2 separate regions of the Homo sapiens genome follow, and region 2 is linked to region 1. A link is an interaction called in ENCODE POLR2A ChIA-PET data of the cell type or tissue named here. Cell type or tissue: PC-9. All regions are shown on one strand.

The links. Peaks named below come from ENCODE experiments on the same cell type or tissue, not always from the same donor. Only the 100,000 strongest peaks of a DNase experiment are listed, where the experiment ranks them.
Region 2: POLR2A ChIA-PET joins it to region 1 with 19 read pairs; 3 of 35 experiments call an interaction of 5 or more read pairs at or near these places.

Annotation. Positions count from the first base shown.
Region 1 is chr3:36,250,529-36,255,528 of GRCh38, reverse strand. No RefSeq gene overlaps it. Among named protein-coding and RNA genes, the nearest start is that of STAC, 130 kb to the left of the region's middle. In PC-9, no CTCF peak of the experiment used is centred here; no DNase peak of the experiment used is centred here.
Region 2 is chr3:36,369,882-36,374,881 of GRCh38, reverse strand. All of the region lies in intron 2 of LOC124906227 (a long non-coding RNA gene), which reads left to right. Among named protein-coding and RNA genes, the nearest start is that of STAC, 8.1 kb to the left of the region's middle. In PC-9, no CTCF peak of the experiment used is centred here; DNase peaks (open chromatin) are centred at 1,641 and 2,211; H3K27ac peaks cover 2,012 bases.

The sequences.
Region 1 (5,000 bases):
CGGTTTGCTGCACTTATGAACCCATCACGTAGATGTGAAGCCCAGCATGCATTAGCTATTTATCCTGATGCTCTCCCTCTCCTCCCTGTGTCCATGTGTTCTCATTGTTCAGCTCCCACTTATAAGTGAGAGCTGAAGTGAGAACATGCAGTATTTGGTTTTCTGTTCCTGCGTTAGGTAGCTGAGGTTGGTGACTTTGAGCTCCATCCATGTCCCTGCAAAGAACACGATCTCATTCCTTTTTATGGCTGCGTAGTATCTCATGGTGTATATGTACCACATTTTCTTTATCCAGTCTATCATTGATGGGCATTTGGGTTGATTCTATGTCTTTGCTAGTGTGAATAGTGCTGCAATGAGCACACACATGCATGTATCTTTATAATGGAATGATTATATTCATTTGGATATATACCCAGTAATGGGATTGCTGGGTCAAATGGTATTTCTGCTTCTAGGTCTTTGAGGAATTGCCACACTGTCTTCCACAATGGTTGAACTAATTTACATTCCTACCAACAGTGTAAAAGCATTCCTGTTTCTCCACAGCCTCACCAGGATCTGTTGTTTCTTCACTTTTAAATAATCACCATTCTGACTGGCATGAGATGGTATCTCATTGTGGTTTTGATTTGCATTTCTCTAACGATTATTGATGTTGAGCTTTTTTTCATGTTTGTTGGCTGCATGTATGTCTGATTTTGAGAAGTGTCTGTTCATGTACTTTGCCCACATTTTAATGGGGTTGTTTGTTTTTTTTTCTTGTGAATTTGTTTAAGTTCCTTGTAGATTTTGGATATTAGACCTTTGTCAGATGGATAGATAGCAAAAATTTTCTCCCATTTAGTAGGCTGTCTGTTCACTCTGATAATAGTTTTTTTGGCTGTGCAGGAGCTCTTTAGTTTAATTAGATCCCATTTGTCAATTTTTGCTTTGTTGCAATTGCTTTTGGCATTTCCATCATGAAATCTTTGACTGTGCCTATGTCCTGAATGGTATTGCCTAGATTTTCTTCTAGGGTTTTTATAGTTTTGGGGTTACTCCATCTTGAGTTAATTTTTGCATAAGATGTAAGGAAGGGATCCAATTTTAATTCTCTGCATATGGCTAACCAGTTCTCCCAGCACCATTTATTAAATAGGGAATCCCTTCCCCATTGCTTGTTTATGTCAAGTTTGTTGATCAGATGGTTGTCCAGTATCAGATGGTCTTATTTCTGAGTTCTGTATTCTATTTCATTGATCTATGTGTCTGCTTTTGTAGCAGTACTATGCTGTTTTGGTTATTTTAGCCTTGTAGTATAGTTTGAAGTCAGGTAGCATGATGCCTCCAGCTTTGTTCTTTTTGCTTAGGATTGTCTTAGCTTAGCTAGGTTGTCTTTGCAGATCATGTCATCTGCAAACAGGGACAGTTTGGCTCCCTCTCTTCCTATTTGAATACCCTTTATTTCTTTCTCTTGCGTGATAGTCCTGGCCATAACTTCCAATACTATGTTGAATAGGAGTGATGAGAGAGGTTATTGTTGTCTTGTGCTCATTTTCAAGGGCAAGGCTTCCAGCTTTTGCCCATTCAGTATGATATTGGCTGTGGGTTGTTCACATAAGGCTCTTATTATTTTGAGGTATGTTCCATCAATACCTAGTTTATTGAAAGTTTTTAACATGAAGTGATATTTAATTTTATCAAAGGTCTTTTCTGTGTCTATTGAGATAGTCACGTGGTTTTTGTCTTTAGTTCCATTTATGTGATGAATTATGTTTACTGATTTGCATATGTTGAACCAGCCTTGCAACCTGGGGATGAAGCTGACTTGATCATGGTGGAAAAGACTTTTGATGTGCTGCTGGATTTGGTTTGCCAGTATTTTATTGAAGATTTTTGCATCAATGTTCATCAGGAATACTGGCCTGAAGTTTTCTTTTTTTGTTGTATCTCTGGCAGGTTTTGGTATGAGAATGATGCTGGCCTCATAAAATGAGTTAGGGAGGAGTCCTTCTTTTTCAATTGTTTGGAATACTTTCAGAAGAAATGGTACCAGCTCCTAATTGTACTTCTGACAAAATTCAGCTGTAAATCTTTCTGGTCCTGGGCTTTTTTTGGTTGGTAAGCTATTTATTACTGCTTCAATTTCAGAGCTTGTTATTTTTCTATTCAGGGATTCGCCTTCTTCCTAGTTCAGTCTTGGGAGGGTGTATGTGTCCAGGAATTTATCCATTTCTTCTAGGTTTTCTAATTTATTTGCATAGAGGTGTTTATACTATTCTCTGATGGTGGTTTATATTTCTGTGGGTCAGCCGTGATATCCCCTTTATCATTTTTATTGTGTCTATTTGATTCTTCTATCTCTTCTTCTTTATTAGTCTAGCTAGCGATGTATTTTATTAATTTTTTCAAAAAAAATCTCCTGGATTCATTGATTTTTTTGAAGGGTTTGCCATCTCTCTATGTCATTCATTTCTCCTCTGATCTTGGTTATTTCTTGTCTTCTGCTAGCTTTTGGGTTTCTTTGCTCTTATTTCTCTAGTTCTCTTAGTTGTGATGTTAGGGTGTTGATTTGAGATCTTTCTAGCTTTTAGATGTGGGCAATTAGTGCTATAAATTTCCCTCTTAACTCTGCTTTAGCTGCATCCCATAGATTCTGGTACATTATATCAAATATCTTTGTTCTCATTGGTTTCAAAGAACTTCTTGATTTCTGTCTTAATTTCATTATTTACCCAGGAGTCATAAAGGAGCAGGTTGTTCAGTTTCCATGTAGTTGTATAGTTTTGAGTGAGTTTCTTAATCTTGAATTCTAATTTGATTGTGCTGTGGCCCTAGAGACTGTTATGATTTTAGTTCTTTTGCATTTGCTGAGGAGTCTTTTATTTCCAACTATGTGATTGATTTTAGACTAAGTTCCATGTGGTGCTGAGAAGAACGTGTATTCTGTTGTTTTGGTGTGGAGAGTTCTGTGATAACTGTCTGGTCCATTTGACCCAGAGCTGAGTTTAAGTCCTGAATATCCCTGTTAATTTCTGTCTCAGTGATCTAATATTGACAGTGGGTTGTTAAAGTCTCCAACTATTATTGTGTGAGAGTCTAAGTCTCTTTGTCAATCTCTAAGAACTTGTTTTACGAATCTGGGAGCTCCTGTATTAGGTACATAGATATTTAGGATAGTTATCCCTTCTTGTTGAATTAAACCCTTTACCATCATGTAGTACCCTTCTTTGTCTCTTTTGATCTTCATTGGCTTAACTGCTTTTTCTGTTTTCCATTTGCTTGGTAAATTTCCTTCATCCTTTTACTTTGAGCCTGTGTGAGTCTTTGCATGTGAGATGGATCTCTTGAATACAGCACACCAATGGATCTTGACTCTTTATGCAGCTTGCCATTCTGTGTCTTTTAATTAGGGCATTTACATTGAAGGTTAATATTATTACGTGTGAATTTGATCCTATCATCATGATGCTAGCTGGTTATTTTGCAGACTTATTGATGTAGTTGCTTCATAGTGTCGTTTGTCTTTGTACTTCAGTGTGCTTTCGTATTGGCTGGTAATGGCTTTTCCTTTCCATATTTAGTGCTTCCTTCAGGAACTCTTGCGGGGCAGGCCTGGTGGTGATGAATTCCCTTGGCATTTGCTTGTCTGAAAAGCATTTTATTTCTCCTTTGCTTATGAAGTTTAGTTTGGCCGGATATAAAATTTTGGGTTGGAAATTCTCTTCTTTAAGAATGTTGAATATTGGCCTTCAATTTCTTCTGGCTTGCAGGGTTTCTGTTGAGAGGTCTGCTGTTAGTCCAGTGGGCTTCCCTTTGTAGGTTACCTAGTCTTTCTCTCTGGCTGCCCTTAACATTTTTTCCTTCACTTCCACCTTGGAGAATCTGAAGATTATGTGTCTTGGGATTGATCTTCTCATGAAGTGTCTTACTAGGGTTCTCTGGATTTCCTGAATTTGACCATTGGCCTGTCTTGCTAGGTTGGGGAAGTTCTCCTGGATGATATCTCAAAGTATGTCTTCCAACTTGGTACCATTCTCCTCATTTATTTTAGGTACCCCAATCAGTTGTAGGTTGGGTTTTTTTTTTTTTTTTTACATAATCCCGTAGTTCTCCATGGTTTTGTTCATTCCTTTTCATTCTTTTTTCTCTAATCTTGTTTGTCTGTCTTATTTCAGCAAGATAGTCTTCAAACTCTGAAATCCTTTCCTCTGCTTAGTCTATTGACTGTTAATACTTGGGGTTGCATTGTGAAGCTCTCATGTTTTGTTTTTCAACTCCATCAGGTCATTTATTGCTCTCTCTAAACTGGTTATTCTGATTAACAGCTCCTGTAATGTTTTCTTATGGTCTTAGCTGCTTTACATTGGGTTAGAACATGCCTCTTTAGCTCAGTGAAGTTTGTTATTACCAACCTTCTGAAACTTACTTCTGTGAATTCATTCATCTGAGCCTCAGCCCAGTTCTGAGCCTTTGTTGGAGAGGCATTGTGATTATTTGGAGGAGAAGAGGCACTCTGGCTTTTTGAGTTTTCAGCACGTTTTTCATTGATTCTTTCTCATCTTCATGAGTTTATTTAGCTTTGATCTTTGAGACTGCTGACCTTTGGATGGGGTTTTTGTGGGGAATTTTTGGTTGATGCTGTTGTCGCTTTCTGTTTGTTTTTCTTTTAACAGTCAGGCACCTTTTCTGAGGGTCTGCTTCTGTTTGCTGGGGGTCCAGTCCAGTCCCTATTTGCATGGGTCCCTCCTGCACCTAGAGGTGTCACCTGTGGAGACTGCAGAATAGTAAAGATGGCTCCCTGCCCCTTCCTCTGGGATCTCCATCCCAGAGGGGCACCAACCAAATGTTAGTGGGAATGCTCCTGTGTAAGTTGTCTGGTGACCCATGTTGAGGGGATCTCATCCAGTCGGGAGGCATGACCCACTTAACAAAGCACTCTGATTTCTCCTTGGTGGAGGGGGTGCACTGCACTGGGGGGAATCTCACTCATCTAGACTACCTAGATTCTTAAGAGC
Region 2 (5,000 bases), 120 kb before region 1:
TTCAAATTAATTTTGATATTATGCATAGTATCTCTAAAATTCTTTTGCAAATAGCTTTACCATTAGTCAAGCAGTATTCAAGAATACTGAAGAAATTTAAAGTCTTCTAAAATTCCACCACTTATTGGTAAAATAGCATTTTAGTGAACTTCCTTCTAGATGTGCATGCATATATGGGTACATTTTACATTTGTATTTATTCGTATTTACATAAAATGATCTCAGGACATTAAGCATTTTTGTAACATCCTTTCCCTTTAGTAATATATCATAGAGATAGTTCTGTGTCAAAAAATATAAGTATATATCATCCTTTTCTAATGACTGTGTGTTTTCCCCTGAATAGATGCACAGTAATTTATTTATGAGGGATCATTTATGCTTTTTTCCAGGAACTGTTAGAGAGCAATTAGAAACTCATTGTCTCTTTCTAAATAGCAACCTGGCAAGGTAAGTACTATTAGACCCATTCTGTAGATGAGGTAATCAGAAGCCTGAGAGGGTTTATGACTTCCCTAATGGAATATGGTAAGTGCAGAGTGGGGAGTCTAGCCCGCATCTTCAGACTCTAAACCTCAGGCTTCTCACAGTACCTAAGCAAACAGTAAAACTCAGTGTGATCACTGTTGTGCAAGAGGTCTGCACAACATGATTTGAGAGCATGTGCAGGGAAAGGATAAGGTTCACCAAACGGAAAGGATGCTGGAGAAGGTTCCAGTGGAATTTGAAGGGTGACTATGATTTTTCTGGAAGGATAAGGGGAAGCAAAGAATCTTGAGCGAAATGCATGGTGTCAGTACAAACATGGAGGTGTGCATGTGCAGGCTTTGTTCAGTTCTGGTTCCACAGTTTTATTTTTTTTTCCTTTGGGAGTAACATTTACTGATCATATGGGCAATGCTTGAAAAAAGGGAAAGATTAGAGCCAGAAAAATGCTTTGAATAATAGTTTTAAGTACTTTTACAAATGGCCCTTGAGGAAACTTGGATCTCAGTCAGCCTGGGAGGAATGCTACTGTTTTAACTAGTAATAGCGGGGGGGAGGGGGGAAAAAGCATCATAGGGATTGCTGGAGGGTTAAATGGGTCACAGAGTAAAAAGGAGCCAAAATTCAGAGCTCTGAGAGACACACATAGAATCTCCATTCCGGGAAGCCAGACACAGAGAACTCTGGTTCTCTTTGACACAGAAACCCGTTGTGTATATGGGGCCCTAAAATTTAAACACACATATAGCTTGCACATTTACAACCTCTAAAGGATTATGAATATCCCACTTAATCATTATGTATCTTAAATGAAGTTCCTAAAAGTGAGCAGTAGAATTGCCTTTCAAAACAAAGAACAGGAATTCCAGCAAAAATGGATAATAGTTGATGCTCTTTATACATAATGCTTTGTACTTACTTTGAAATATGTTCCAAAAGTTTGTAGAGCCATGCTGGCAGCAAATGAATCTCAAAAATTCTTTCTACTATATTTTTCAGGATGGGGGTTATATGACTGCTTTGTCTTTCTGCCTCCTATAACCCTCTATGTTTCTCCAATTGCTCCCTTGGCAGCCATGAACCATCCATCAGGCACTTGACAATTGGCCTGGAAAAGATGACTCAAGCTTTAAGCCTTAAATACCAAGTTTCTTCCCTCCATAGCTGAGGCAAACTTACCCATAAAGCCCAGACTTAAGAAACATACCTATGTTTAATCTACCTTTGTTCTTGCAGAACTGGCCAAAAAAATATTGGAGATTTTTGTCTCTTCAAACAATAATAATAGTTAAAAATAGTTCATAATGATAGCTTATCAGATAGAGGGTACAGTGGGAGATAGTATGAATGCAGTTGTTATTCAGGCAGACCTTCTGAGGAGGTTTTTGACTGCATCTTGGTCCTGTTTCATCCCTAAAATGTAAGCTGCCAAAATGCCAAAGTCTACCAAGCAAATGGCTCAGTAATTTGAGGAAGCCCAGCCTGGATACCAACTCTGTATTGCACAGAATTGCTGAGTTCCCTAGAATGCAATTACAGTGCTAATGGATGAAATGAGATAAATACCCATATTTTAAATAAAAAAATATGCCCTATTTTTCCATTCACTTTTCCTCAACCACTTATGTAGTGAGTCACCATGTCCTGTTGTTTCTACCTCTTGTGTGGTCATGAGGTCAAGGAGTTAGTATTCAGCTTAAGATATTTGAGATTGTTATGAAATAAGGTGTAGATGTCTAATGAATGAAGTCCTTGTTTTATTCACCAATTTATTCATCAAAATTTGCCAAGGGCTGCTGTATACTAGGTGCTTTATTAGTTTTAGGAATATAGGCAAGTATATGCAGATTCCCTGACCCAAAGGAAAATTCAGCTTCATTAGAAAGGCAGAATTTAGGACAAATAACCACAGGTAGGCTGGGCTCAGTGACTCATGCCTATAATCCTAGCACTTTGGGAGGCCGAGGCGGGTGGATCACCTGAGATCAGGAGTTTGAGACCAGCCTGGCCAACATGGTGAAACCCTGTCTCTACTAAAAATAAAAAAAATTAGCTGGGCATGATAGCACATGGCTGTAATCCCAGCTACCCAGGAGGCTGAGGCAGGAGAATCGCTGGAATCTGGGAGGTAGGGGCTGCAGTGAGCTGAGACCACGCCACTGCAATTTGGCCTTGGCGACAGAGCGAGACTCCATCTCAAAATAGTAATAATAATAATCATCACAGGTATGAAGAGACAGCTGTGGGAATCTGGAAAAGAAAGGGCTAATTGAACTGAGGGGTCCAGGGAGGATTTACCAAAGAAAGAAGTTAATAGTGAAAGGTAATGGCAGTTTTTCAGAAAGAGAAGAGGTAGGTCATTCCTGGCATCTTAAGATTGGTATATATCCAGCTTATGTTTTCTTGTGGTATGCTGTGTTGGCTATTTATTTATATTTAGTGTTATTACGTTGGAGATATTGAAAGGACCCAGAATTGAGTTATTCATTGCACTGTCAAAATTAGTCCTTGCAATCCCATTTCTCCTTTTAACTTATTTAATTAGCAGTTCCAAATTTACTCTCATCCTCACTCAAAATCCCCTTCCTTCAAATGATACTCACTATAATGTTTTAAAAATGTATATCGTAGACATTCATGCATATTTTAAAAATATGTGGAATTAAAAGTGTTTTAAATTGCATTCAACATATTGCACTATGGCATATTTCCTCTTTCTTTCTTTCTTTTTTTTTTTAAGATGGAGTCTTGCTCTGTCACCCAGGCTGGAGTGCAGTGGCGTGATTTCGGCTCACTGCACCCTCTGCTTCCCAGGTTCAAGTGATTACCCTGCCTCAGCCTCCCGAGTAGCTGAGATTATAAGCACCTGCCATCATGCCTGGCTAATTTTTGTATTTTTAGTAGAGATGGGGTTTCACCATGTTGGTCAGGCTGATCTTGAACTCCTGACCTTAGGTGATCCACCCGCCTTGGCCTCCCATAGTGCTGGGATTACAGGCGTAAGCCACTGATCCCAGCCTATATTTCCTCTTTCAGGAAACATAGTTTGATTTTTAAAACTACATTAAAAGTAAAATGTGCAACAGTATTTAAAAATCATTGAATACTCATGTTGTTGAATGTTTTCTCTTTCATTGTTGTGTAGAATTCTATTGTTTGGATCTGCCATGATTTCTTTCATCCACTGTGTGTTGATGAACAGCTGAATTGTTTCTATTTTCAGCTTATCATGAATAGTGCTACTATGAACATTCTTGTACATGACTTTTGATGCTAACATGTAAGTGTAAATTAAGGATTCCAGTTGTTTTCTTCAACACTTATACAGTCATTATTTTTAATTTTATCACTGCGACTTTATTTGCATTTTGCTGATGATTAATGAAGTTTAACACTTTGTCACGTGGTCATCGGTCATTCAGTTACTCTCACAAACATAGTTAAAAAAGTCAACACAGAAGAGTTCATATTGTATTATATAATATACATAACGTTCAAAAATATCCCCACTAATCCCTAGCATTAGATGTGATGACAATGATTATCTTTGGGGAAGAGGGATAGATAATTTATAACTGGGAAGAAACACTATAGCTTTCTAGGGTGCTAGTAAACTGCCATCACCTCACTTTTGGTGGTGGTAATTCATTTGTGAGCTTTTCTGCAGATATATTTCAATAAAACCTAAACATTTACCTAAAAATTTGATAAGATGTAGATAACCCAAATAAAAGTGAGTAGACCCCTGCTTGTTAGTAGAAGGGGCAGACATATTTTTCCCTAGCTCTTTAATTGTCTAAGGACAATTAAAATCCCTTGACGTTATGTATAAAACTGACATAACAAGACTCTAAAAGGCAGACTGAAGAAAGTGGAGAGAAGAAGAATGCACTCATATGTGCTTTCAGGACCCAAGGGATGACACATTGGTGAGTTCCCTGGATTTTCTTTTTGCCTTATATATCCCAGACTTGGAGATGAAGAAGCTTGCAACCCAGAAATGCCAGTGGGAACAGACAAAAAAAGCACTAGCAAAAGCCTGCTCTCTTTAGCCAATGGACCAAAAAAGGGAGCAGGCAAGCAAGAGAGAAACTTACAGACAACAATTGCTGTATTCCAGCCAAACATGCAGAAAACACCATGGTTCTACCCCGACCTATACCAGTATAGGCTAAATGGGGAACCCAAATTTTCACACTCATTAGGGTATAAAGAGGCACCTCAAAAAAAGTAGGGAATCAGGTCTTTAATCCCCACCAGCTTATAATAAGGCCCACCTATAGTGTCAGTGGAGACCAGTGAGGAGTGAGACTTTCATCTTTACCCAACAGTAATAAAGGCCATCCTCCCCTAGAGGATCTGGACTTCAGCCTCCACCTGGCTGTAACAAGGTGGTACCTGCCCCACTTCCTCTGCAAGAGCAGTGTCAGAGAAAGCCAGCTAAAAGTAAAGATAAGATTCAGAGTCTCGTGACATAATACAAAATTGTCCATGTTTCAATAAAAGTATTCATT